Regions from separate parts of the Mus musculus genome. Here region 2 is linked to region 1. Evidence: chromatin loops called from intact Hi-C (ENCODE). Cell type or tissue: heart. All regions are shown on one strand. Each heading gives the region's core, and the rest is flanking DNA. Links, peaks and the distances in the headings are about the cores only.

Evidence for each region. A loop is a pair of places that touch in the nucleus more often than their neighbours do. Peaks named below come from ENCODE experiments on the same cell type or tissue, not always from the same donor. Only the 100,000 strongest peaks of a DNase experiment are listed, where the experiment ranks them.
Region 2: a loop joins it to region 1, with 2.2 times the contacts of the local background. A loop is called at or near these places in 6 of 42 quality-filtered maps.

Annotation. Positions count from the first base shown.
Region 1 is chr1:172,140,639-172,155,569 of GRCm38, reverse strand. Dcaf8 (DDB1 and CUL4 associated factor 8) reads right to left here and starts at 7,555. Exons shown (of 14, transcript NM_001357204.1): 1 at 7,232-7,555; 2 at 6,249-6,321. It also overlaps the pseudogene Gm10171. In heart, for the core only: no CTCF peak of the experiment used is centred there; a DNase peak (open chromatin) is centred at 7,489; H3K4me3 peaks cover 3,065 bases; H3K27ac peaks cover 3,423 bases.
Region 2 is chr1:172,240,198-172,255,128 of GRCm38, reverse strand. It overlaps Atp1a4 (ATPase, Na+/K+ transporting, alpha 4 polypeptide), which reads left to right. Exons shown (of 23, transcript NM_013734.1): 4 at 66-272; 5 at 963-1,076; 6 at 3,711-3,845; 7 at 4,126-4,243; 8 at 8,229-8,497; 9 at 10,097-10,298; 10 at 10,682-10,791; 11 at 10,968-11,102. Among named protein-coding and RNA genes, the nearest start is that of Atp1a4, 11 kb to the left of the region's middle. In heart, for the core only: CTCF peaks have their summits at 7,232 (motif pointing right) and 11,146 (motif pointing right); no DNase peak of the experiment used is centred there; H3K4me3 peaks cover 1,260 bases; H3K27ac peaks cover 1,180 bases; H3K27me3 peaks cover 994 bases.

The DNA of each region.
Region 1 (14,931 bases), core at 2,593-10,592:
TTATACATTATTTAAACAGAAAGTTCAAGCCCAAATACCTTGAGAACTGAACCTTACAAAAACCCACCCAATCAGTACCAGGGAGTCTATGCTAAGAGAGGAAATCTGAGGCAAGACTCTTAGGATCCTTCTAGAAAGCAAGAGTGAACAGAAAGGGTAAGGGAAGTCAAGGACATAAGACTTCTAATGAGGGCTGGCGAGATGGCTCAGTGGTTAAGAACGCCGACTGCTCTTCTGACGATCCCGAGTTCAAATCCCAGCAACCACATGGTGGCTCACAACCATCTGTAATGAAATCTGATGCCCTCTTCTGGAGTATCTGAGGACAGCTACAGTGTACTTACATATAATAAATAAATAAATCTTTAAAAAAAAAAAAAAGACTTCTAATGATTCATGTTTCCTCTTCCACCATTTCAAAGAAACACAAAGACAATGTATTCTATGAAAAGATCTTAAGAGTGAAATTAGGCCAGACGCTGGTGGAAACGACCAGCACTTGAGAGGCAGAGCCAGGCGGATCTCTGGGTTCGAGGCCAATATAAGTCAACAAAGTGAGTTCCAGGACAGCCAGGGCTATACAGAAGAAACCCTGTCTTGAATTCCTCCCCTCCTCCGAAAAAGAGAGTGAAAAGCTATTCTCATGGAATTACCTAGGGAGCCATTTTGAGGGGGGACATGGGGGGGGGGATGCTGAGACAAGGCCTTATTATGTAGCATATACTGACCTCAACTTCCTGTCTGCCTTGGCCTCCAGAGTGCGGATTTAGGAGAACAGGTGTGTGCCACTGTGCCCAGCTAAGTGACTCACTCTTATTCAAGGAGCCAGCCTTTCTCTTCCCCATCAAAGATCATAAAACACTAGGACTCAGTTAACTCAGTCAAGTCTGTACTGGTGGCTCACGCCAGTAACTGCAGCACTTAGAAGGTTCGAAGTTCAAGATTACTCTCAAGTAGTTTGAGACAAGACTGGGCTCCCCTGGCTGGTATGCTTGAGTAAGGCCTATGCTGTTTCTTCCCAGGAAAACATTTGTTGCACAACACACATGAACATAGCAAAAAGTATTTTCTTATTTTCTAGAGACAGGGTTTCTCCATTTAACACTAGCTGTCCTGGCTCACTCTGTAGACCAAGATGGCCTCAAACTCAAGAGATCTGCATGCCCCTGACTCCCAAGTACTGGAAATAAAGAGGAATGCCACCACTGCCCGGCTACAAATCTTTAAAAAAAAATTATACCAATGTAAGTTTTCTCTCTGAGAATACTTTATTGCACATCTTGGAAACTATAGCATAAGATTCTTGTTCTTTTCTTTGGGGGAGAGAGAATTGAGGGACGATGGCCTTTAACTCAAAATTCTCTTGCCTTGGGCTTCTGAGTATCTGGTATCACAGGCATATACCTACCTTCCCCTTACTGGGAACTTTTGTCTTTTCACTTAAAGGAGGCCTTTACAGCTGCTCTTGTAGCCGGAGTTGCTGGCATCACTATCCTTGCACTGAGTGCCATCTACTTATCATGCACACTAATGTGAGTAGCACAGGTGCCCTGACAATGGGGAAAGTGACTAAGAGATGGTTAGTGATGACAGCTTAGACACAGCACCCAAAAAGATGGTCCAGGTCCCAGAAAGGCTGGGGTAAATCCCATCTTTCAGCTCAGAAAAGCACACAATTTAAAGCTTACGGATTGCTTAATTCTGTACTTTACCAATTAATATCTTCATTCCATGGTTGACAAGAAAAAAAATCCAAATTCCAAATAACAGAAGCCTACTGTACGAACGGTTAGAAGACCTGCAAGCTACGGATCTGATTCACTCGGGTACCTGAGTTCTAAATGGGGGAGTTGAGTAACAGATTATCTCTGCTTGCTGATAATCTACTTAAAGAAAAAAAGAAAAAAAGAAAGATTCAATCTCAAAGACTGAAAAGCCAACTCCATAAATAAACAAATTTAAACACCCTTCTAATGCCAATGTTATATAATAAAAGCTTCAGTTTGGATCCCTTTTCAGATAGGGTCTCTCTTCATAGCTCTGACTATCCATACAACTCTCCTGCCTCAGCCTCCAGACTGCTGGGATTAAAGGTGTATGTCACAACACCCAGTACCTGGGACCCTTGTGGCTTTGTCATAATCTAGCTATTTCCTGGACATGGTGAGAATAACTTTTATACAGCAAAACCAGTACAGTAGGAAGTCTTCTGAAAGCATGGTTTAGCTAGTCACTTGATTTTAAAGACCAGGAACGTAGCCAGGTGTAGTCATCCGTGCCTATAATCCTAGCACTCAAGAGACTGAATCAGAATACGCAGGGTGAGGTCTCCAGTCTGAGTTACACAGTGAGCTCAGGATGAGGCTGAGTTAGTGTGAGACCCTGTCTCACGTAAATAAAACCAGGATGGCATACATGCTTATGATGATATGAGGAAGGTAGAGACAGGAAGAGCAGAAGTTCAAGGCCATCCTCAGTTATATATTGAACTTGAGATCAATTTGGGCTACATGGGACTCTTAAAGAGAGAGAAAAAAAAACAATAAAAACTCCTTGTTCTTTGGCAATAATTATAACTCTGAAATAGCCTTAGAGAGACAAGAATTTTACAGTTGTAATACACAGACTAAGAATGGTTCAATGCAGCCGGGCATGGTGGTGCACGCCTTTAATCCCAGCACTCGGAAGGCAGAGGCAGGTGGATTTCTGAGTTCGAGGCCAGCCTGGTCTACAGAGTGAGTTCCAGGACAGCCAAGGCTACACAGAGAAACCCTGTCTCAGAAAAAAAAAAAAAAAAAAAAGGTTCAATGCATATAAAGATGCCACCTGAAATCTTTCCTGAAAGTCTGGGGATTGAATGGTGGGCTGTCCTTATCCAGTACACAAGGCAGTAAGGAATAGTTAAGTTATTCTTCCAACATATTTCCTTTTCTCCTCCACCCTCTTCATGAAACACAAAAAGCAGATCTCATAAAATACAGCGCCTAGTTCACGAGCACTGCCGAGAGTCTTGACATTACAACAGAGAATCTGTCCCCTGGATGACAGGGACAAAAGCTAATCAGCCCTCCCCTCACTGATGTGAATGACACTGCCTTTACACTGTCCTGTCATCAAAACTTCAACTCTTATGAGCCCTCAACTCTTCCAAAACAGATATAAAAGAAAAACAAAACAAAAAGATTTAAAACTCTTTACCTGAACTGTCTTAAGATGGTGTAACCATGAGAAGAAGAGATGAGTGTTTATTCCTAGCCCTGATTCATGTTAAAAAACAAGAGCATTTCCTTCTCACTTTTTGTTTTGTTTTGTTTGTTTTTCGAGACAGGGTTTCTCTGTGTAGCCCTGGCTATCCTGGAACTCTCTGAAATACCAGACCAGGCTGGCCTCGATTCAGAAATCCTCCTGCCTCTGCCCACTAAGTGCTGGGATTAAAGGCGTGCTCCACCACTGCCCAGCCCTTGTCACATTCTTAATAATCTGTTGGTGAGGCTCACCTCTGAGCTCATAATCTTGGGAAAAAAAATGTGTCTCTCTTGGTAGCACAAGTTAAGCATTCAGTGGCTAGCTGCAGCACCAGTGGCCATTACAGCAGAAGGGAAAGGAAAGAGACCATACTCTGTAAGGTATGCTAACAGGCCAAGAGGAAGAAACCAACCAACAAAGAAATAATTGACATTTAGTTTAAGAATACATTTAGAGATGGGCAGTGGTGGTGCACGCCTTTAATCCCAGCACTTGGGAGGCAGAGCAGATGGATTTTTCGAGGCCAGCCTGGTTTACAGAGTGAGTTCCAGGACAGCCAGGCTACACAGAGAAACCCTGTCTCAGGGAAGGAAAACAACAACAACAACAAAAGCATTTAGAAATACACATATGTAAACATTTCCTATTCTGACGCTCAGAAATCAGGTTTAGAAGGCATCCTACAAGACATTCACAAAACAAACAAATAATATGAACAATAAAACTGAATTTGAGGGGACAGCAATTAAAGTGCTTACTGCTCTCGAAGAGGCTCTGAGTTTAGTTTCTGGAAGCCACACAACAGTTCACAACTATTAACTCCAGCCCCAAAGGATCTGGTCCCTTCTTCTGTCCTAGCCTCCACAGGCACTACCCTCACATACATCCATCCCCACACAGACACAGGCACATAAATCTTAAACATGAATCTGAGGGGCAGAGGCTGTGGCCCAGCAGCAGAGAGCTTGCTTAGTTTACCTGAAAACCCCAAGTTTTGTTTCTTTGTTTGAGACAGGTCTCACTATGTAGCTCTGGCTGTCCTGGAACTCACTTTGTAGACAATGCTGGCCTCAAAATCAGAGATCCACCTGCATCTGTTTCCAAGTGCTGGGATCAAAGGCATGGACTAATGGACTACCACCATCAGCCTTGGCCCCAGTTCTTTTGTTGTTGTTGTTGTTTTTGTTTTGTTTTTCAAGACAGGGTTTCTTTGTGTAGCCCTGGCTGTACTGGAATTCACTTTGTAGACCAGGCTGGCCTTGAACTCAGAAATCCGCCTGTCTCTGCCTCCCGAGTGCTGGGAATAAAGGCGTGCGCCACCACAGCCGGCTCTTAGGCCCTAGTTCTTAAAAGAAAACAAACAAAATAGAAAGATGGGTACAAAGCAAACACCTGTTATGTATTACCTATGATTGGTGCCTCACACCAGTACACCAGTACTTAGGAGGCTAGGTGAGACAAGTTTGCAAGACCAGCCTGGTGTGCATTATAAATTTCAGGTCAGCCTGGGATAAAGTGAGTTCCTGTCTCAAAAGTCAAATAAACAAGCTGAAGAAATGGTTCACTGGGGCTGGAGGTGACTCAGCGGTGAAGAGCACTGGCTGCTTGCTCTTCCAGAGGTCCTGAGTTCAATTCCCAGCAACCACATGGTGGCTCACGACCATCTGTAATGGGATCCAGTGCCCTCTTCTGGTGTGTGAAGACAGCTACAGTGTACCCATATAAATGAAATAAATCTTTGAAAAAAGAAAGAAAGAAAGAAAGAAAGAAAGAAAGAAAGAAAGAAAGAAAGAAAGAAAGAAAGAAAGAAATGGTTCACTGTTTTAGAGTACTGGCTGTTCTTGCAGAGGACCCAGATTCAGTTCACAGCACCCACATGGCAGCTCACAGCTACCTATACCTTCAGTTCCAGGGATCTGAGACCCTCTTCTGATCGTCTCCAGCATGAGTCATGCAAGCGTTGCACAGACAGCCATGCAGGTAAAACACCCAGACATAAAACCAAATTAAAATGTAAAAGCTTACTCTTACATCTTACATACATGCATCCGCATTCAAAGTTTTTATGTTACTTCATAATGAACATTTTCTAGTTTTGAGCACCACGGGGAACAAAACTTAGCATAGCCACTCTCAAACTTTTCCCAGTACAAATCCCAAAGGTACTAGGATTGGTCAAACCTACCTTAAAGAGTCAGGGGGCTTCTCTACTAAGTCTTGCCAGTCTCAAGCACAGTCCTACCCTCTGCTACGAGCAATCTACAAGCCTTGTAGGAACCATACTGACAACTGTGTTCCGGCTCCCTCTCCTTGTTGCTGAAAGCACATGATTCTTCTACTGACCAATAATCTGCAAGTTAGCTACAAAAGGAACTGCTTTTAAGAAAGAAAGAAAAGAAAAGAAAAGAAAAGAAAAGAAAAGAAAAGAAAAGAAAAGGAAGGAAGGGAGAGAGAGAGAGAGAAAGGAAGAAAGAAAGAAAAGAAATCCCACTACCTTTTGAAAAGTTGTGCCTCTGAGGCTAACTGGACTTAGATACCAACTAAATGGAGGCTCACTCTTCGATCCTAGCTTTTAGTCAGGAGTGGTTAATTACTCTCCAGATGGCATGGATGATAAGTTCTGGGTTTGGGAGAACAGATCTGACTTGACAAAAGGCTAAACAGAATTCAGGCAACCCAGTTCTCTATGTTTTAACAGTCTAAGACAAGATCCACGGGAAGACAAAACACAATGCAAATAAATAACGGGGGAATAGAAAACGAGGTGCAGACTGCTCACTCGACGCTTAAGCCATTTGAAGACACACAACAACAGTGTCGGGCAGCAGGTCAAAATACAGCCAATTAAATTTGTAAGAAATTTAACCAAAATTGTAACAAAGCTGCTAACAATATCCAAACTTGCGGAAACAGGGGTAACAATTGTTGAGTTTAGCGGTCTGCACTTTCGCATGAGGAAAGGGTCTTGAATTGAGGAATTAAACGCCTTCAATGCCACTCACCTTCCTGCTTTTATCGCCGACCGAAGTCAGGCCCAAGATCCTGAGAAAACTGGTCTGGAGGTTCGCTGAAGAACTGAGAAAAGTGAAAGTTTACATGGCAAAGGCGTCTCTTCTGAAAGTAGCCAAAATATTTATGACCACACTTTAATGTTTTTTTTTTTAAAGTCTCCTCACAACTATTTAAAACCAAAACAACTTACCTAACTCAATTCTGACTACTGAACAAAACCCATGCCCGTAATGGAAACACAAAGGATTAACACAAGATTTAAACGCCAGGCAAAGTTATCTCCCAGCTCCACCAAGGCTAAAGAGTCACTTATGAGGAAAACCTGTATCTTTTCAACTCTTAAACCAAACCACCCGTCTCAAGCAAACTCCGGAGCAGGGGGGGGGAGGGGAGAATCCGCGGGAGAATGTGATCGCTCTAGTGCGGGTTTGTTTACAGACTACACCAACAATCATGAGTCAGAAATTCAAGCCGCCAGATGCTTTCCAACTAATAAGGACCAAGCGGGACCGTTCTAAGGTGTCCTAAAAGATTTCGGGACACGGGGAGGGGAAGTACATTAAGAGAACTAGATCACAAAGCATTCAAGAACAGACTGCCAGTTTCTTGGACCTCGGCCTTCCGTACGAGGTGCTGGGCCTGAGATCTTGGGATGGGGGAAGGGGGCACACTGCGCGGTGGCCCTGAAGTGACTAGGAGACGCCAACAGAGCCGGGTCCCCAAATTATAAAGGGAGAAATGAGAGTTTACGAATGGGTCACCGGACGAACGAGAAGCCCCTGTGAGTCATGGGGTTGGCCCTAGGGGGCAACCCCGTGGACCGACCCGGGCAGAGGACGAGTCCTCCCAGCACCGACTCGGAGGAGGGGAGTAAGACTTAAAGTCCGGGAGTTTTAGGAAAGGGATCGGGCCTGTCCTGCGGGGAAGCGGTCAGGGAGAGGGGGGAACAGGCCGAGCCGGACGAAACACGGACCCGGTAGGTCAAGGGGAGGGCGTCCGGCTGGGGCAGTTACAAGCACGGGAGCTGGCGAGGCCCGGCAGCCCGCTTCCCATCTAGGGTCATCCTTCTGCCAGCGGATGCTCCGACTGTTCCAGGCCCAGCCGCCCCGTCCACTGCCGCCACCAACGCCGCCGCCATCTTACACTGGCCAGCGGCAGCCACCACCACCGTCTCGGGTCTCCGCGCCTGCGCCTGCGCCGTCACGCTTTCCGGCGGGGTTTGCGACGCTGTGCTGGAGGAGACTGAGCGAGAGCGGTCCCGCGAGCTCTGGGCTCCCAACCCTCCCGGTGGCCGCACAAGGGGCGGAGCCTCGGGCCAACCGAAGCCGCGAGGGGCGCGTGCGCGGGGCGGAGGAGTCAAGTTGTTTTCGTACTTTGAGAGTGATGGCTTGTCTCCTGGTATTCAAAACACATGCGATCTAGGGGCTCCTTGGAGTTGTGCCGGAAAATGAACCTCATTCCAAAGGCTCTGGCAGGCAAACTTCTAGGTGTCCTCCAGGCCTGAGGTTCTAATTCTTGCCATATTTTTTTGTTTGTTTGTTTCCTTGTTTAAAGAAAAACCCCTTTCTCCTTTCAGGCTCAAAGCTGCATTTCCTTCAATGGCTTCTTAAGAGGCCTTCTGCCAGCACCCATTTGTCCATTTGTTTAAAAGAGTCACTAAGGTTTGGGGATGTTGGAATGCTTCCTAAGGGTCTAAAAGTTTTAAAAGTTTGATCCCCACACCTGGGGGTGGGAGTGACACGGCTTAGAAACAGGATTTATTTATTCATTTGAAACAGGATCTTTCTACCCGGGCTGTCCTGGAACTGTAGATCTCACAGAGATCACCCACCTGCCTCTGCCTCTCAGGCGCTGGGATTAGGATTAAAGGCGCTCAACGCTGCAGAGTTTAATTTTTTAAATGAGCATACAAACTAACAGGTTACAAACTAGCACTCAGGAGGCTGAGACAGGATATACACAAGTTGGAGGTCAACCTAGAACAACGGATAGTAAGTTCGGGGCTAGAATAAGTCCTTCCCCGATCCCCAACACACACACACACACACACACACACACGCAATAGGTTTCCATGTGGCATTTTCATATGTATGTGTCATGCCTGTTTCTTCATGGCCCCCTTCCCACTCATTTTCCCCTTCTTGGTTACCTTCCTCCAATAACTACCACTAAGTTTTGTGACTAGTGTATACTCCATTCTCTTTTCTTAGCTTTCCTTCAACTCTCTTTATATCTCTTCCTTGCCTCTCAGTCTCCTGTCTACTTTGTTGTTAAATATGAATACGTGTGTGTAATTAATAGACATATGTATACATGAACTTAAATCCAGATTCTGCATATGGGAGAGGACATGCCATATTTGTCTTTCTGAGTCTAACTTATGTTGTTTATAATCTGCAAATACTATTTCATTCTTCATAGTTGATGGATCCTATTGTGTATATATTCTATATTTTCTTTAATTCATTCATCTGTTGATAAATATCTAGGTTTATTCATAATTTAGCTGTTGTGAAAATACAGCTAAAACATGGATACGCCACATAACTCTGCAGGTTGCTGGTTTTAGGTAACCTCTGTACACTACTTTCTGCTGACACCTAAAGGAAACCTAACCAGGATTCTAGGATTCCAGATTACTCCTAGCTAGCAGGCTGGAGCATTCTTATTTGTAGCAGAAAAATCTAGTAGGATCATTATATCCAGGGTAGGCAGTAGAATAAAATAATTGTTTTTCACTGTTTAGGGTAGACATCAGAATGAAGAGTTTTTTTTCCTGGAAGTAATGTTTTTGTTTTGTTTTGTTTGTTTTTCCAGACAGGGTTTCCTTGCCCTGGCTGTCCTGGAACTCACTTTGTAGACCAGACTGGCCTTGAACTCAAAAATCTGCCTGCCTCTGCTTCCCAAGTGCCAAGACTAAAGGCGTGCGCCACCACTTCCCGGCTTTTTTGGAAGTAATTTGACCTTGAAAAAGATCCTTATAGAAAACCGAGGTGCTTTCTCTCATCTATGGGGTTGTTCTTCTGAAGGAGCTTTACAGTCTTTCAGTGACTTCTGGGTCACAAGATGGTCCTGGCACACCTGCAATACCTTGCATTATCGAGGATTGCAAACAGTACACAGTAAGGACTAGAGTTGTAGGGTGGTTTTCTTCAGGAAACATAGAGCTTTTTAGGGTCTTTAGTATAAAGGAATTTATTCCCCCCTGCCCCGGAAAAAAAAAAGAACAACTTGTGTAACAATCAGTAAACATACTTTTGGGCAGATGTTCAGTACTCAGTCCACAGAGGCTGACTCTTCCTGATGCCTGCAAGGCCAAGTTTCATCCTGCGCTGTTTCCTTTGGTGTGACTCAGAACACCAAGGTTGTTGAAGATGTTTTAGGTGGGTCTCCTGCATCCCAGGCTGTATCCCGCCTCTACCTCCAGAGCCGGGATTACAGGGAAGCATCGCCATTGCTGGTTTATGCAGTGCTGGAGGTGGAGCCACGGGGCTTTTGGGCATGTTGAACAAGTACCCTAACAACCAAACTACGTCTTCGGCCTCTCTTTCTTTTAACCAGAAGGTTAAGGTACTAAGTACAGACTCCTCAACTCTACCCCATACCAATACCATTCCCCTCCTCCCAGGTGTTTTGAGACAGGAACGAGAGTAGCTCAGAATAGCTTCAAATTCACTTCTGAAACTGCTGCCTCCATCTCCCGAGGGTCGGGCATGTGCCACTATGTCTGATTTTATTCGTTGTTGGGAATCAAACTGAGGCCTTCGTGGATACTAGGCAAGCACTCTATAAACTGAGCTCCATTGCCAGATACATTCTATCCCAAGCTGTCTCTTGTTGACTACTTGCTGAAGTAGACATGTGGTAATTAATACTGTTAACTCGACAAGATCTATAATTAGTTAGCAGGCAAGCCTCTAGGCATGCCTGTGAGGGATTACCTAGATTAGGCTAATTGAGGTGGGAAGACCCACCTAATTGTGGGTGACATCATTCCATAAGCTGAGGGGCTTGGCTGAATATACAGAAAGTAAATCGAGTACCAGCATTTATTACTGTTTCTGAACACAATGTGTCCAGCAAGCCTCCAGCTGCCGCGCTCTCCCCATCATGATGAATGATGTCCCCTCAAACTCTAAGCTGAAATCAGTGCTTCACTCACATAATTTGTCCAGCCATTTGGAGAGTAACTACTCCAGCTAGTTTGTCTATCTCCATTAGTGCCCTCATACGAGCAAACGTCAGGCAGCTGAGTGACTTTTAAGATGTAAGTCAGGTCATAGTCCCCTACCCAAAACATCCATTACTTTCTCATCACATAACGAAAGTCAAAATTATCTAGACTGGGCCGAGCATACGTCCCCGGCCTGAGGAGGTGGTGGCGAGCCCACCGCCGTTTGCTGCGACCTCATGGAAGGTGGCGGAGGAAGTAGCAACAAATCCACCAGCGGGTTAGCTGGCTTCTTCGGAGCCGGAGGAGCGGGTTACTCGAACGCTGATTTGGCCGGCGTCCCGCTGACTGGTATGAACCCCCTGTCTCCTTATTTAAATGTGGATCCACGCTATCTCGTTCAGGATACTGATGAATTTATTTTGCCAACTGGAGCTAATAAAACCCGAGGCAGATTTGAACTAGCTTTCTTTACCATTGGAGGATGTTGCATGACAGGGGCCGCATTCGGGGCAATGAACGGTCTTCGTTTAGGATTGAAGGAAACCCAGAGCATGGCCTGGTCCAAACCAAGAAATGTACAGATTTTGAATATGGTGACTAGGCAAGGAGCACTTTGGGCTAATACTCTAGGCTCCCTGGCTTTGCTCTATAGTGCTTTTGGTGTTATCATTGAGAAAACACGGGGTGCAGAAGATGACCTCAACACAGTAGCAGCTGGAACCATGACCGGGATGTTGTATAAATGTACAGGTGGTCTTCGAGGAATAGCACGCGGTGGCCTGGCAGGACTGACACTCACCAGTCTCTATGCACTGTATAACAACTGGGAGCACATGAAAGGTTCCCTGCTCCAACAGTCACTCTGAAGATTTTTGGCACCTCAGGAATGGGGGACACTTCATAGTCATCCAGATCAATTAATAAGCCAGTCTGGAGTTGCTTTCTGTCTTGTACCTACAGTTACTTTGAACAATTGGAGACTCTGATTTGCTGTGACAAAGATCATGGATGGTTAGCCTGGACTGCACTGCTTGCCCTCAGTGAGTGGAAGCCAACCCCTTGGTGGCTCACTGAGTATGTGTTCTCTTCTCCTTTGGAGATGATCTTGCACCCCAAACTGGAAAACCACTTACTCTCCAAATTCAGGCCATACTTTTTATTACCATGTTAATTCATTTAAAAAATCTAAAACTTAAATGTTGCCCTGTTTTCCAAATAAAGGGTGAAAACAGAAAAAAAAAAATTATCTAGACTGATGGCTCAGCAGTTAAGAGCACTAACTGCTCTTCAAGAGGCTTCTGTTTCAAGTCCCAACACCCAACATACTAGCTAACACACTCCAGTTCCAGGAGATCTGATGCCCTCTTCTGGCTTTGTAGGTATTGCACACAAATGGCACACAGACATATATGGAGGGAGGCAAAACACCACGCATTAAATCTTTTTTTTTTTAAAACCAAAATTAGCTCCCAAGGTTCTACATTATCTGGTTCCTATCTTATTTCTGATTTTATCTCTTCCCATGCTGCCTGGAGCTGCTCTAGCCTCATTACCTTTCTTGCTATCAGGAGTACCATATTATGTTCCAGCTCAGTGTTTTACCTTGCAATGTTCAGCTATGTTTATTACACTGCATCTCTCCTAAGTCAGGTCTCTATACAAATGGCACTTTGGTATAACACATAGTTATCTACGGATACCAACTCTGCTTTTATTTCTTTATTTCTTTATTTATGAGGCGGGGTCTCACTGTGTAGTTCCACCTGGCCTTGGAGTCTCAGAGACCCATCTGCCTGCCTCTGCCTCCAGCACACTGTGAGTAACAGCATGTGCCACCACACCTGGTTCTGCTTTCATTTTCACAAGAAGAGGTCTCACAGGCTGAGTGTGGTGGCCCACACCTGTAATTCCAGCCCTTGAGAGTTGGAGGCAAGAGGATCGGTAGTTCAAGTGAGCTATACAGGACCCTGTCTCAAAAAACAAACAGGAAGAGAGGCAGGGAGGGGACAGGCCTCCAAGTGTTGGGCTCAAGTGACCCTCCAGCTTTAGCCACAATATTGGCGTACAGATGCACATGACTGCACTCAGTCTGTATCATTTTTCAAAAGATGTTTTACTGTATAGCACTTAATCTATAATTATATATTTAATTTAATTTCATATGTATGGGCAGTTTGCCAGAGTGGCCATCAGATCCCCCAAAACTGGAGTTACAATCATGAACTGCCATGTGTGTGCTGGGTCCTCTGGAAGAGTAGACAATGCACTTAACCACTAAGCCATCTATCTATCTAGGCTTCCATTATATATTTTAAATCTAACTATATTATTAGAGTGTAAATTATTGAAGGCAGGAACTATCCCTTTTTCATCTTTGTAATGTAATCTTCACCTAGAAGGCTAATGAGCAAAGTAGTTAAAGTCCTGTCTTCCAACTTCATTCTTTCAGTCAATCAGCAACTATTTATTGTACCGTACAGGAGAGGCCTTGATCTTGGAACTACAGCATCGAGTGAATAAAACAAACTGAGATTCTTTTGTTTACAGAGCTTTTTAGTGCATGGTTGGGAGCACAGGGAGAGAGATACTCAGAAATTATCATAGGGGCTGGAGAGATGGCTCAGCAGTTAAGAGCACTGACTCTTCCAAAGGTCCTAAGTTCAACTCCCAGCAACCACATTGTGGCTTACAACCATCTATAATGGGATCTTATGCCCTTCTCTGGTGTGTCTGAAGACAGCTACATGTATGAGTACATGTGTGTACTCGTATACATAATTCTTTTAAAAAAAAGAAAATAGTCAGTGGTGGTACTTGGGAGGCAGAGGCAGGCGGATTTCTGAGTTTGAGGCCAGCCTGGTCTACAGAGTGAGTTCCAGGACAGCCAGGGCTACACAGAGAAACCCTGCCCTGGGGGGTGGGTGGGGGAGCAAAGAAAAAAAAAGAAAATAATATAAAGCCATGAAAACTGTTGTGAAGGGAATAATGTTAAAATAGATTCCCAGAGTTTCCTATTACAGGGTGAATGTGGTCTTTTCCCACAGGGGTTTGGAGAGCCCCCTTTGCTGAGGTGTCCTCTGAATAAGGACTTCAGGTGAGAATGTGAGTCGCACTCAGCTGGGAAAAGGTGTTCCAGCCAGAGGGATCAGCAAAGACCCCAAGGGTCCAGTGTGCTTCAGAGGAAGCCAGGTGGTTCAGATCGATTACAAATTTATGGACCAAGAACAGAATTGATTTTCTTCTAGGTGTGTGCTAGGGAGTCATAAAAGATCTTGAATAAAAATGGCACGATTTGATTTATAACTGAAGAAGTTCACTATAGCTGATTTCTTTAACTGCCCTCAGGGAGGTAAAACAGAAGCAGACAGACTGGTTAGGAAGGTATTGAATAAAAGACCTGCAGAACTTGTATTGCAGGGCAAGGTACAGAGGTGGCTGCACTGAGGGCTTTCAGGTCGCATGGAGGTGAGCTTGCTAACAGACTGAACACAGAGTGCAATACATGGAGAAAGCAAGGATGTGTTGGGTTGTCTTAATTAAATACGCAGTCAGTCCTTCTACTGAGGTACAGTGGGAAAAAAGGCACAGGGTTTGTGAAGGAAACAGGTCTGTTTGTCAAATCCCAAAGCGCAGAGTTGTTGTTGTTGGTTTTTTGAGACAGGGTTTCTCTGTATAGCCCTGGCTGTCCTGGAACTCACTTTGTAGACCAGGCTGGCCTCTGCCTCCCGAGTGCTGGGACTAAAGGCTTGCGCCACCATAACCGGCAAAGCACAGAGTTTTATGCTACAGAAATAAACAATCATTTCTTATTGGCGAAGACATGTTGGTTGTAATGGTTCCTACTTTGGTTAATGTGTTTGAGCCTTCAGCGATTTAAAATTCACAGCCCAAAACCACAATTTCTTTTGCATCAACCTAATAAAATAGACCACACTTGTATCAACTGAACCTAATAACTTGGCTGGTGTGACAATAGCAAGCTGGTTACAGTTAGTCACCTAATTTGTCTTTTTTTTTGTTTTTGGAAGGAAAGCCTTATTTTGCTTAGGACTTCAGAGGATTTGGCCCACTGGTTGCATGGCTCCTTGCGCTTGGACAGAGCAGTACAGCAGGAGGTGGGTGGGGTGGAGGATGTTCTTGGCTAACAAGAAGCAGAAAATGGGATAATACAGGGAGAAAGAAGCCAAGTAGATATATACATGTAAGGATAGGTAGTGACCTACTACTTCCTCCAGCTAAGCCCCATTCCCTCCAACCTTTTGTCATCTCCTAATACCTTCATATTATGAATATATTAAGTGAAAACTCCATTGATTACATCAGATCCTCAGGATCTGTTTCTGGGAAGCCATGGTATTTCACTAACCCCTAAGGTGTTATTTTTTTTATGTATCTTAATCATGTTTTCCCTTTTCAACTCCTCCCAGATCCTCCCCACTTGCCTACCCACCCACCTTTATATCCCCCATCACTAAAACAAACAAAAAGAGCAAGAAACA
Region 2 (14,931 bases), core at 3,363-11,362, 99 kb before region 1:
GTCCTCTCGCTGTAACTGGTTCTTTTTCACAGCTGCCTCTCCATCCTTATTTCTTCTCTACACAGGGTCTTAGCATCCTAGAAGCCCAGGATATTCTGTTTCAAAATGGACCGAATGTACTAACTCCTCCTCCAACCACTCCAGAGTGGGTCAAATTCTGTAGACAACTGTTTGGTGGCTTCTCCCTCCTACTGTGGACTGGTGCCTGTCTCTGCTTCCTGGCCTATGGCATACATGTAAATTATTACAAAGAAAACGCCAACAAAGATAATGTGAGCTTGCTCCCTCCCCCCAAACTCCCAAATTCTCCTCACCCAAATCCCCAATAGTTCAGAAGTTTCTGGGGAAGCTCTTGATCCATCTTGGTCTCCTGCAAACTCTATCTAGAAAGCTTCTAGTTTAGCTCCCTAAAAGGCGTTATTCTACCAGTCTACTCGCCAAGTGGCCATCACAGTGTTTCTGCAGTCCCTCCCTTCCCCTTTTGAAAGATTTATTTACTTATTTAACGTATATAAGTACACTGTAGCTCATCTTCAGACTCTAGCTGTCTTCAGATACATCAGGAGGAGGGCATAGATAAATGGTTATGATCCAACATGTAGTTGCTGGGAATTGAACTCAGGACCTCTAGAAGAGCAGTCAGTGCTCTTAACCTCTGAGCCATCTGTAGTCCCCCATTTCTTATTCAGAATGCCAACCTCTTCATCTCTTGCTTTCCTTGGCTCATTGTCCACCTCCTGCCGATAGAGGGAGAGGAAGATTCTCATTCTCTAGGAGTTTTCTGACCACTCAACATAATAGGTTAGGTCTTCATTACCAAGGAGCCGGGGAGCCAACCCTTCCCAGATCCTCCTGGACCCTCAGTCCCATGACTTCCTCCAGCCAGAGGAAGTTGTTCCCTTGGCAATCTGAGGATGCAGAGGGAAAAAAGGATGTGCTAATGACACTTTCTCCATCTTCAGCTGTACCTGGGGATTGTACTATCTGCCGTGGTCATCATTACCGGCTGCTTCTCATATTACCAGGAGGCCAAGAGCTCCAAGATCATGGAGTCTTTTAAGAACATGGTGCCTCAGGTACGTAGGACTTGTGTGGGAAGAGCTAGTGAGAGGAAGTGCAGATTGTGAGGAGTTATATAATCGCTCAGTCCCCGGGGGGACTGTCACACACAGTGGGTGCGCTAAGTGGGGCTGGTGATGAGGAGCCTGGAAAGTACCAGGAGAAATGGAAATCAAGCTCCGATGACAATAGCCACAGAGTGTGTCACTGAAAGTGACAAGGAAATGAAGAATGACCCTCCACAACCTAAATAAGGACATCTATTGAAAACGAAGCCGCTGGGGAGACTGACCTTAAAGGCAATGTATTTGTGATTTGTGGAAATGTTCCAGTTTTTAAAAAGCTAAAAGGATATGGCGATATTAATATTCTGGTAAAGATATGAGTCCTGGGCCTGATGCTATGTTGGGAAATAATGCCTTAAAGAGACATTTTGGGTCAAGTGCCAAAAGCTGAAATGTATGCAGTAAATGTGAGCATTGCATTAAAATCAAACCACTTGAGACAATCACTGTGCTGTCATAGAAAAGAATAACCTAGGGGCCAAGAGATGGATCCGCAAATAACAGCACTTGCTGCTTATGTTGGCTAATTTTATGTCCACTCGACACACCCTAGCATCACTTGGAAAGAAGGGATTCAGTTAAGAAATATACCAGATTGGCATGTGGACAAGCCTGTGGTATATTCCCTTGATGGATGATTGATGTGGGAGGCTCCAAATCACTGTGGACAGTGCCACCCCTCAACTGTGTAGTCCTGGGTGCTACAAGAAAGTGACTGAGCAAGCCTAGGGAGAGCAAGCCTGAAGTAGCACTCCATGGCCTCTGGATAATGAACTGTGATGTGGAATGTTTAAGTGACATAAATCCTTTCCTCCCAAAGTTGATTTTGATTGTGGTGTTTATCCAAGCAATAGAAACCCTAAGAATCTGTTCTTGCAGAGGACCTGGGTTCTGTTCTCACATCCTGATGGTGGCTTACAACCACCTGAAACTCCAGTTTCAAAGGATTCTCACCTTCCTTCTCTTCTGCCCTCGCAGGCACCGGGCATGAACATGGTGCATATCTACATACATACATATGTATATATACACACACACACACGTATATATGTGTATACATGCATATATATGTATGTATGTATGTATGTATGTATGTATGTATGTATGTATGTATGTATGTATATATATAATATTTTTAAGAGAATGAAGATTACATAATTCTTTGAAAATGCACACAGAAGTGTTTAGGATAAACTACCATGATGCATCTAACTTTGAGACAGGAAAGAATGAAGCAACTGAGGTGGACAGTTAGTGAGTGAAGGCAGGTGGAAGTTTTATAGGTGTGCTTGTCACTATTCTTATTATTGAAGCTTTTCTGAAATTTAAATTTTATTTTTTTAAATTGAATGTTTTTAAAGGTATCTGGAAATAGTATGACAGCAGATTGGAGTTCCTAAATACAGGACTAGAGGCTTTAAAACAAAAAACAAAAAAACCATCAAGTCTCCCAACTCATGCGACAATATCATCATGTTCCACCCCTGTACCCTAGGATGCTCTTCTCCTGTTAATGTCAACATGATTTAAACCTTTCTTTGAGTAAGAGTTTTGACTGGGATCTGGGAGTTTATCGGGTGGCACTGATTGCCTAATGTACCACCCAAACATGACTTTTGTCACCGTTCTGTGCCTGTGCTGCTGCTCTGGTCTAAGCTGGCTTCAGCTTGCTCTAGGGAGAAATAGAAGATAACCTTATTCACTCCTCGGTTGAAAGGATTGAGATGTTCGCAGCTCTTGCTTGTTCATGGGAACAGAGGGGTTCCCAGGAACAGCAGGGCAAACCTTAACAGGAACAATTTTTTTTAACTAATTTATTTATTTACTTTACATCCAGATCCAAAGTTTCCCATCCCTCCTCTCCTTCCGGTCTTTTCCCTCTTCCTTCCCCCATGGTCCGCTCCCCCTCCCTTTGTCTTCAGAAAAGGAGAGGCCTCCCTTGGGTATCCAACAGCCTTGGCACATCCAGTTGCAGTAAGACTAGGTGCATCTTCTCCAGTCGAGGTTAGATGAGGCAGCCACTCAAGGGGAAAGGTCCCAAAGGCAGGCAACAGAGTCAGGACAGCCCCTGCTCCCACTATTAGGAGTCCCACAGGAAGACCACAACTATAAGATACGTGTGGAAGGACGGCCTAGGCCTAGGTCAGACTCCTGCAGGCTCCCTGGTTGTCGATTCTGGCCCCTATGGGTCCAGGTTAGTTGATTCTGTGGGTTTTCTTGGGGTGTCCTTGACCTCTCTGGCCCCTATGACCCTTCCTTCCCCTCATCAGGATTCTCCAAGCTCCACCAAATGTCTGGCTGTGGGTCTCTGCATCTGTGTATCAAATAGTTTTTTAAGCCTTTATTTTTATCATTTCTACTAAAAATCTTCTGGGCCAAAAATAAAAAATAGTTTACATGGTCAATTCTACATTTAGGGACAAAGAGATAGATCCCACCTCTTAATGGAAAGGCCATCAAAGTCCCATTGCAGAGGTTGTGCAGACAGCAATAGTAGACCTAACACAGAAGGACAGAGATGGAAGTGGGGAGGGTTGGAGCGCAACCAGGAAGTGCAAGAGGCTATCTAACATTATCTTCCTACAGCAAGCTCTGGTGATTCGAGATGGAGAGAAAATGCAAATCAATGTAAGAGATGTGGTTTTGGGAGACCTAGTAGAGGTGAAGGGAGGAGACCAAATCCCTGCTGATATCAGGGTTATCTCGGCGCAAGGATGCAAGGTGAGGAGATGAGGAAAGCTATAGGAGGGAGCCTACGGCAATGTGTGGCTCTAAGGCACGGTGAAGACCTGGGCTTAGTCATAATCCAATCTTCTTATTCAGAACCTTGAGACAGTGATGAGAGTGGTTTGGGGGAAAGAAGGTGAGGTTCTAGGAGTGCAGATATTTATCTCTGCATGTTAATGACGTGATGGTTCTGACAGATAAAGTGGTGCTGCCTTCATACATGAATCTGACCTTTGTCCTATGACTGCCTTTTAACTTCTCCTTCCCATCCCAGGTAGACAATTCCTCCTTGACTGGGGAGTCAGAACCCCAGTCTCGCTGCCCTGATTGCACTCATGAGAACCCTCTGGAGACACGGAATATCATCTTCTTCTCCACTAACTGTGTAGAAGGTGAGTATTGTATATCATCTGCAGCCCAGGCTCAAAAAAAAAAGAGGTGGAAACACATGGCTTTTAAAACCTTCTGTTTTCTAAAGGTTTCGGGGTAGGAAGACAGTATCAAGGTTGGCTTCTCCATCACTCAGGTGCTTAATGACCTCTGGGGGTGGGGATGGGGGGGGGTGGTCAAAGACATCATTTCCAAATTTGTATACTGTTAATAAAAAAACTGCTACCCATCGATTGCTTTTGGACTAAATGACATTAAATGCTTAGCACAAGGTCTATTACACTGTAAGCATCCTGAAGTTGTTGACCATGGTTTGAACTGGTGGAGAAAATAGCACAGAATAGAGGGACATTATCCATCTCTGCCAGGTCACTCTTCTACCTCCTTTTACCTTCCAGAGGAAGCTACCAACACTGCAAGCTTGAATTATCAGAGCTGTCCCTCAAACTCTGCCATTCAAACACTGGCTTTGTCCCTAGGATGAAAGAAAGGCACTCCTGAGCCAGCACTCACATCCTTCTCTCCTTTGCCCTTTGCCCTTAAGGAAACCCAAACATACTCCAGAGTCTACTTGCAAATCATCATTAATGCTTAAGATCAAATGTCTTAGTGTCTGAAGATGGGTGCTTTCTATGGAATATATAAATGTATATAACTGTAGTGTCAAGCACTATAAACAGTTTTTGTTCTGACTCTCACAATGTCACACACAAAACTCTATGAAGTCCATAGAAAGTACACGCTCACCATAGTTTAGAGTATGACCCAACAGAGAAGAGGGAGACTAGAGATTCTAATGAAAGTCTGTCTCCAAAGCCCACGCTCTTGCCTCCACTTCCCACGCTGCTCTACACAGAGTGCTAACGACCTCTCTTCATTAAATCGCTTCATTTGAAAATGTCTTAATAAGAACAATAATGTTCAATATACACTAAGGGAGAACCCAACCAGAAAGAAATTATATCATTTGATGTATACACAATGTATAAAACATAAATATTGAATGTACAGAAAAATACAAATTAGCAAGACTCCTCTTTTTTAAAAAAAATGCTGTATTTTAGCTGTTATGTTTTAGGAGAAAATTTGCTCAGGTTTATCTTTCTGAAGTAGGTTTTTCATCAGCTAAGTCTAGGCTGCTGACAAGCGGGTTAGGCAAGAGTTGGTGAAGGTACTCCAGCTGAGAAACAAGGGTCTATCTGAGAGAAAGGGGGATTTAATAGGAGACAAACAAAATCCTAATGTAGCCAAGAGGGTAGAACTAGCTAGATAGGCTAAGGGATTTTGTTTTGTTTGTTGAAATATCTCAGGTCTTGCTATGTAGCTCTGGCTGTCCTGGAACTTGCTATGTAGACCAGGCTGGCCTTGAACTCACAGAGATCCCTATGCACCAGCTCCAGAGTGCTAAAGTTAAAGAAGTGTTCTACCATGCCTGCCAAGCTAAGTTTTGTACAAGTTGCTACGTAATAGCCTTTGCCTTATACCAGTTTCCCCTTTAACCTTCACCCCAGACCAATTTACAAATTAGTAACACAAATACAGCGTTATCCTGTCCCCAGCCTTCGTTACTATGGTCCTTGATAGGCAGTGGCACAAACCTCTCTCTTTGTGTTCCCATGCTTCCAGGGAACCCGATCTCTCTCTGATGACACATGCAAGGTGTACGAGGGAGGGAACAGTCTGTCCTAAGACACAGGATATTTGCCCTTATCAGTTTTCTTCCGGTTTGATGCTAACCTGCTCCATCTCCAGACACACAGGGAGCATTTATTACATTTAATCATTTCTAGCTAGATATGTGAACAGAATGGATTTAAACGACACGACACTGTAGCCATCTTATCAAAATACAAAATACCCATCTTATCAAAAATACAAAATCCTTTCAGTATCTTTCAGTCATTTTATTACTTTCATAAAGGTTTAGAGAACCTGTCAACCAGTTCAAAGGTTGTCTGCAGTGTGTTTTACATTGTGACCCTTGCCAGAGTCTCCTTCCCCATAATACTGGCCTAATCCATCCAAGAACTCTACTATTAGATTCTTTTTTAAATAGTTTTGTGTATGTGTGTATGTGTGTATGTGTGTGTGTGTGTCTGTCTGTCTGTCTGTGTCTACATATGTGTCCTACATATACTCAGGAGCCCAAGGAAATCAGAAGAGGCAATCCCTCAAACTGCAGTTAGAGACGGCTGTGAGCCACCATGTAGGTTCTCAGAACCAAGTCCAAGTTGCCTGCAAGAACAGTAAATCCTCTTAACCACTGAGCCATCTCTTCAGCTCCATGTGCCTTGGCTGTTGCTGAAGGCAATCTTAGAACTGGAGACCACCAGCTACCCCGCGCCCCTGTGCTAGTGGGATCTGCTCCTACTGAGACACATGTATGATTTTACACTGACTGTTTGATCTTTTATTCACTGGAATAAAGTTGAGTGTCTACCATACATCCAACCGTGTTCTAGGCTTTTTCAGAGATATTTGATTTCACAGTTTTGTGGGTTCTTTGTTGTTTCTCCTCTTCCTCCTCCTCCTCTTCCTCCTCCTCCTCCTCTTCTTCCCCTCCTCCTCCCCCCTCCTTTTCAGCCTCTCAAATACTGGGTTTCTAGGTGTAACTCACAGGATCTGCACTGTGCTTCATCCCATGTTTAATAAGAGGAAGCCATAGTCTTAGGAATCATGGAACTTTATCTTGGGGTGGGGGGAACTACTTGTTTAAAAAGTTGATGGTTCAGCCTTGTGCCCTTCTGCTTCTGAGATGAAAGTTCTTTCCATGGGTTTCTGTCCTTGGTCATTCTCTGACTTGAATGGTAGGAACAACAGGCTCTATGGGGCAGCAGAAAGAATGGTTTTAAACAATCTTGTTTCAAAGTTGTGGGTGAGTGTCCTGTACCATGTGTGAGTAAAGTCAACTACATAGGGCGCAGAGCTGGTGGGGGGAAAGGCCCTGGAAAGGCTCAGGGCACAGGTGTTATGGCTGGTGCCACCCAGCAGAGGTCAGACTAGCTCTAGTCAGAAAAGCAGGGAGGGGGCTCCTCAAATAGTGACACTGAGGACTGGAGAGGTCTTTGTTCTGAGGGAGCACTGTGGGGTGCTTAGCAGCCTGTGGCTTGCACCCTTCCTTTTCCTGTCTGCACAGAACCCCTAGGTCTTACTGTAGGGATTCCCCACCAGTTCCCCATAACTCACTCAGTCAAAGTTTGCCACGAACTACCTCAAAATAGCATCAGATGAGAGCTCAGTCCCATGAGACTCTTCCTACTCCAGTCTCTAGTCCAAGTAATAGGCTGTCATCCATACTTCTGACAGGGTGGCTGTGAACTGCGATTCCCAGGACTTTTTCCTTAAGGCTCTCAGAAGTCAGGGAAGCACGTGGCCTACATTTTGCACTCATTACAGATGATAGGAGACAAGTGAACAGGCAGATGGGAGACACACACAGGGCCTGGGATGTGGGCAGAGATGTGAGGTTTCTGTATCCTGAGTATGCTATCCTCCAGACATCTCCATGTGTTTGCCAGGCTGGAAGCTCTCCAAACACAGTTGTCTTGGCTTTTAATGGATGTTTTATTACATAGACGTGACTGGTTATATCATTTGCCATTGGTAATCAACTCAACCGTCAGCCTCTCTCCCCATCCTGGATGTTGGGTTGTAGAGCTGAAAGCCCACCCTGTAATCCCATAGCTGGTTCCCCTGGCAACCTCCTCATCCAGTGGCTACCCAAGAGCCCAAGAGTTGCCTCATTAAAGCAAAAGGTTCTCTTACCACCTAGGGATTCTATGGAATTTAGAAGCTCTCTGTCTGATATTCCTATCATGCCAGAAACTATAAAGTGTCAGGAACCTACCATGATAAAAAAAAGATTCTCCTAGCAAAACAACCAAAAGATTTTAGAAGTTCAATGTCAGTAACTGGGGTGGTGATACCAGCCCAGGCAATCCTTACTCTACCACAGTAAGGAGTTATAGTGTCTTTCTTCATTCACAGGAACAGCTCGGGGTATTGTGATTGCTACAGGAGACTACACAGTAATGGGCCGGATTGCTTCCCTGACATCAGGCTTGCAAATGGGCAAGACCCCGATTGCCACCGAAATCGAACACTTCATCCATTTGATCACAGCTGTCGCGGTCTTCCTCGGTGTTTCATTTTTTTGGCTCTCGATTATCTTGGGTTACACCTGGCTGGATGCTGTCATTTTCCTTATTGGTATCATTGTGGCCAATGTGCCGGAAGGGCTGCTGGCCACTGTCACTGTGAGTAAACAAGGGTGGGGAGGGGTGACCTCTGAGCAGACAAATGACCCCAGGGAAAGGAAGTGTCCCTACTAACACTTGTTGTTAAGGAACATCTGAAGTGAGGGGTATCCCTGAGATACATAGAAGCGTCAGAAGCAATTTAGTTCCCACGAGCACTGCACTGCCTTCCTCTACCTGTGCCGCTGTGACTACTCTGTCTCCTCCGTGAAAGAGGAAGCAAGATGCAACAGAGAAAGGATCATGCTCCGGTCTCAGGTGCACTGGCTGTGTCGGCCAAAGCACTTAAGATCATCAGGCCTTGTGCATTTGTTAGTTTATAGAGCAAGATTAATTTAGGATTACTGAATTCCACCATAATGGACTTCGAGGCCACTTAAAATCAACCTTTGAGCCAACACTGGATGCCCTCTATAAAAACCCATGGAAGATAACTGTGGTTTGTTTCTGAGGGTGACTGACATAGCTCCTTTGTCTCAGCCCCGTCTTGTTCTTAGCTCACTTTAGTTAAACTGAGCAGAAATATGATTCCCTGTTCCATCCTGGTTTTCCCAACCAGAATAAGCTGGTTCTTTGTGTCCTAATGGCCTAAGCCCTCCACCCCCATGACAACCATCATGACTCCTCAGATTCTCCAAGTAATCCCTTAACCATTCTTCCTATGACACGGTCTTGGCTCTCTGTCTTACTAATAACTTGTTTGGGAAACTTGTTGCTCTAGTTTTGTTTTGTTTTTTTTTTAAGATTTATTTATTTTATGTATGTGAGTACATTGTAGTTCTCCTCAGACACACCAGACAGAAGAGGGCACCAGATCCCATGATAGATGGTTGTGAGCCACCATGTGGTTGCTGGGAATTGAACTCAGGACCTCTAGAAGAGCAGTCAGTGCTCTTAACCACTGAGCCATCGCTCCAGGCAGCATATTCTGGTTTTTCTATAGTCATCTTAAAATAGAAATAAGGATAACATTTAGGGTGTGTTAGGACTAGTTTTAAAATGCTAGGAACTAAGGATATAGTGTAAATAAATTGTAATTCCATAATTGGGATTCTATACTTACCTATTCACAGCACAATAGTTTGTTAATTTTTAAAAACCACCTTAGCTTCCATTTATGATTTTAAAACAAATGTTCTGGTTTAAATGATTTCCCCGGGGGCTTTTCAGTACTGTGACATCCTTTCCCAATGTCATTACCATTCCCTTCTGCCCAAACTTTTCAGACACTATTGGCAAGATGCCCTATCCATACATAGCACTGTATACCACAGTAAAACGTGACCCAGCGATGTGGTCCTTGTAGAGAGCGGATCTGAAAGACAGGGAGTGGTCTGGGATGGAAAAGAGGCTCCTGAATGAAAGATCTAAATGCGTCCCGGGGAAGGAGCCTGTGCTCTGTGACAGACACAGGAGTGAGGCGCACACTGAAAACTCTCGCCATAGACCATTTCCTCAGCATCCCTTACAGAGATCACAGGTGGGATTTCTAAAGACCGGGTTAGAGTAAAAGGGAAATAAAAATAATCAAATTTCCAAAGCAAAACAACCTGACCGGTCTCCACCTCGATTCATTCTTTCCCCTTTCGGTGGCCTTAGGTGTGCCTGACGCTGACCGCCAAGCGCATGGCTCGCAAGAACTGCCTGGTGAAGAACCTGGAGGCCGTGGAGACGCTGGGCTCCACGTCCACCATCTGCTCAGACAAGACGGGCACCCTCACCCAGAACCGCATGACAGTGGCGCATTTGTGGTTTGATAAGACTGTGTATGAGGCCGACACCAGTGAGGAGCAAACCACGGGTAACAAGTGGCCCTGGTAGCCAAGAGCGGAGGATTTGGGGTGGGAAGTTTAGGCGATAGATGACGCCAGATAAACAGGAGAGAGCAGGATCGTGGACAGAAGCGGGAGTGTGGGGGCCATAGGAAATATCACGCCGGGCGATGGTGGCACACGCCTTTTTTTTCTTTTCGGAAAACCAAAAAGAAAGAAAGAGAGAAGAGATACCATCTCTGTGCAGTGTTTAGGTGCGAAGATGAAAGTGAATAACCCCTGCTGCGCGCCTTATGTAGCTGAGAATGAGCTTGGCCCTCCCAGTCCCCCTGACTGACCTCCCCCTCAACGTCTAACCCCTTGTTTTAAACTCCGTGTGTTTATAGCTCTTCCTCTTCTTCTTCTTCCCTAGGGAAAACGTTTCCCAAGTCCTCAGACACCTGGTTTTACCTGGCTCGAATCGCTGGCCTCTGTAACCGGGCCGACTTTAAACCCCATCAGGAGTCTGTTCCCATAGCTAAGGTATCAAGTTGAAGTGGAAAGAGGGCACCTCAGTGACTAGTATCACCTGTCTGTCCCCTTCCAGAAAAGTCTGCTTTTCAGTGGTTTTCTACACATACCCTTCCCTCCCCGTTCTGCCTCTCTGCTTGTCCGGATGGTATACCCCTGGGACTTACTGTACACTCCCATCCTTGCAGCGGGCAACAACAGGGGATGCTTCCGAGTCAGCTCTCCTCAAATTCATTGAGCAGTCTTACAACCCCGTGAGCGAAATGAGGCAGAAAAACCCCAAGGTGGCGGAGATTCCCTTTAACTCCACCAACAAGTATCAGGTACAGAACTGACAAAGGTGGCGGGAGAACGGTGGGGGCCATGGACTCGCCAGTGGGGGGAGCTATGCCTTTGCCTCCAGCTTTGGAGCAGGGCACTCGTTCAGGAGCGCTGGCATCCCAACTAACAGGAAGGCTCACCACAAGGAAAGTGACAAACGCTAAGGAGAGAGAAGTAGGTGATCAAGGGAGAGAGTCTGAGCAGAAGGCTCACCCATGTTGCCTGCAAAGAGAGCACGTCATAAAATGCTAAGATGGGCAGAGGCAGCTGAGGCAGGATACTGGGAGTCTCACACAGCTATTAGTCTAAACCAGTGTCTGCTATGAAATTCGCCAGTGTAGACAGCTTATACCCCCCTTCCCTCCATGAAGTCCCTAGGGCAGCCATCATGAGACAGTTAGGAGTCGAATGCACGTGTGTCATATTTTTCTCTTTTTGTTTGTTTTTTGTTGTTTGTTTTGTTTTGTTTTGTTTCCGAGACTGGTTTCCTTTGCGTAGCCCTGGCTGTCCTGGAACTCACTTCCAGGGTTATATTTTTCACCTTCAAAAACATTGATTCATTATCCAGGTAGGTGAGGGAGAGAGGGTGAGTGATGGTCGGGGATACAAATAAGGAAATCCAAAGAAGCTACGCATGGTGGTTCATATAACCTCCACCTATTACCTCAGCAGCTGAGAGAGGGCTGAGGCAGAAAGATTACTCTAAATTTCAGGTAAATTTGACCTATAGTATGAGAGACCCTGTCTTAAAAAGGAGGAGGAAGAAGAAAAGAGGAAGAGGAGGATGAAAAGGAGGAAGGAAGAAGAGGAAGGAGGAGAAGAAGGAATAGGAGGAAGATGAAGAGGAGGAAGAGGAGGAGCAGTAATAGTCCATGCCTAGGGATGGGGGAGGGGATGAGAATCCAAGCTAACTTCAAAGAGGATTTCAGTAGAAAGTAGAGTCCCCTTGCTGAGGCTGGAGGCAGCCTTAAGCTAGTTTGCTCAGGCAATGGTTCCTCCAACTCCTTGAATTTCCATGAAGACCAGACATTTGAGTGTAACAGGGTTACGAAATAAGACTCCTAAGTCAGTTTTGCCCTTCTGTCTTCAGGCATAAACAAAATAACAGTCTATATGGATTTTTAAAACCCAATTACTTGTACTTTCTGATGGAGCACTAAGGGCTAAGTAGATCCACACTTCCCATCGAAACTCGCCTTAGTCACTGTGATAAAAAAGAGCTCCCGGAGCTGCAAAGAAGCTGCAAACTTTATTCCTACTTTTTTTTTCCTGACACTTGGTGGCCTCACTAACCAGACAGGAATTCTGTGGCTTGGCAGAGTGTGAGTAAGGCCTTTGGATGAATTAGGCACCTCTCCCTCCATGTGGTTAAAAATAAAAGTCGAACATATTCATGACATTGTTGGAATGTCTAACAAGGAACCAAGTCCCCCACCAAATTACCATATGAGTGCTTCTGAGCTACTGAATACCATTCAAGTGGCAGAACTGGTCTCTGTGGTACACGGTGTGTGACAAGCCAGCCCCACTGGACTCAGCTCCAGCAGGCACTAGCTCTGACAGGCTTTGAGTGAACTACTATAATTAGCTTGCTCCAAGGGCAGAGACTCCAGTCTTTGAAAGGAATGTGTCTTACTTAGCCTGTTAGTCTCTTACCATCTCTGAAATAGATTGTAGTCTGAGCATTTCTGATTTCTCTTTCTCTCTCCATCTTCTTCATATCTTCTTTATATAATCTTTATTTTGTGGGAGGTGGGGTTCACTGTGTAGCCCTGTATGTCCTGGAACTCACTTTGTAGACCAGGCTAGCCTCAAACTCAGAACCCATCTGCCTTTGCTTCCTGAGTGCTGGGATTAAAGGCATGCACCACCACCACCCTGTTCTTTATGTATTTTTAACAACAACATTTTTGGGGGGACAGGTATGGTGATATATTCCTTTAATCCCAACACTCAGGAGACAGAGCCATGAGGTCCTCTGTAAGTTTGAGGCCAGCCTGGTCTATAGAATAAGTTCCAGGCCAGGCAAGGCTTCATGGTAAAACCCAAACAAACAAACACAACAACAACAACAACAAACCCCCACCTATTTCTTTTTCCTTTCTTTCTTTTCTCTTTTTCTTTTTGAGACAGTGCCTCTCTACATAGCCTGGAACTCATTAATGAAACCAGGCTGGCCTTGAACTCACGGAGATCCACTTGTTTCTGCCTCCTGAGTGCTAGAATTAAAAACATGTACCACCAGGCCCAGCCAAAACCCCCTTTTTTGGGGGGGGTATGTCATGCATTCCACGCAGCTGTCAGGGGACAATCTGTGAGACCAGTCAACTCCTTCTACTGTCAGTCCAGAGACCAACTTCAGGTGTTCAGGTTTGGCCTCAAGCACCTTTATTTGCTGAGCCATCTTGTAAGCCCCCATCTGTAATCTTTTTTATTTTTTAGATTTATTTATTTATTTTATGCGTACGAGTACACTGTGGCTGTCTTCAGACACACCAGAAGAGAGTGTGGTTGCTAGGAACCCAGGAGCTCAAGAATGGAAGTCAGTGCTTTTAACAGATGAGCCATCTCCCCAGCTCCCCCTCCCCCCATCTGTAACCTTGTATCAAGATTTTTATTCCCTGTGACCTGGTTAGTAGAGTGAGGAGCTCTTGTGCTCCCCTGAGCCTTTTTGATTCATTCAACAAATACTCATTGGTCACTGAGAATATTGAGCTTTGTTAATCTTAAACAGCTTCCTCCTTAAACATTGTTTTTCCCTTTTAACGACTTAAGCATATCTTGAACATAACTAGGCATCCTTTAACAAATCAGCTGGAACCACATTTTACGGTCCAGTAGCTCACCCCATTCAACATCCAGGAAATGCAGTCTGGTCTCCTCTGTGTTCCCACAATTCCTTTCTGTTTGCTGATTCTGCCTCCGACAGGGGTCATAGCAGGCAGTTCCCATAAGTCAAAGAAAAGAGGAACTCTGTGGGGTGCAGAGAGATCCAAGGGAACGGCAAACCCAAGCCATCTGATTGCTCCCTCTGCTTGCTCCAGATTCTTCTCATGAACCTACCTTGCCTTGCCTTCTATCATCAGACATCTGACCAGCACGCACACAGCCTCTCAGTGCCATCTCTTGCCTGTAGAAGAATGGCTACAGGGCTAAATTATTTAAATTTTTGCTTCAGTTTCAAAGCTTGAGTTTTGTTTTTGTTTTGCAACTCTTGTAAAAACAAACAAACAAACAAACAAACAAACAAACGGGACTGGAGAGATGATTCAGTGCTAAGAACACTGGCTGCTTTCCCAGGGGACCTGGGTTCAATTCCCAGCACTCAAATGACAGCTCACAAGAGTGTGCAATCCGAGTGACCTGACACCTTCACACAGACACCTGCAGGCAAGATACCAATGCACACAGTAAAAGTCAATAAATCATTAAAAACAAAAATAAAGTAGCCAAGATAAGATATTTTTACTCTATAGAATACTCTATAGGAACTAAGGTTTCGCAAGATCAGGTGGACTTAGCTGAGTTCACAAAGCAGACAAGACATGGATGTGGGCTCTAGAACAATGGACCTTGAGTTCATGTGAGCCATCCAGTCAACAAGGAGGCAGGGAGAAAGAGTACCTGCTGTGCCCTCAGAGAACTTCTGAGAGGATAAGAGATTCCTGTGCAAATGAAGGGGCTGCCCCTCCCCTGCCCCCTTGAGTCTTCACTAGCTTGGTGGAAGGTGGGAGGTGGGTATGAAACCAGTTTCCAGTCTCTTAACCTTCAAACCCTCCCCAGGATTCTTGCCCCCTCCGTCCCATCTGGTTCTACCATTACATCTCTCCC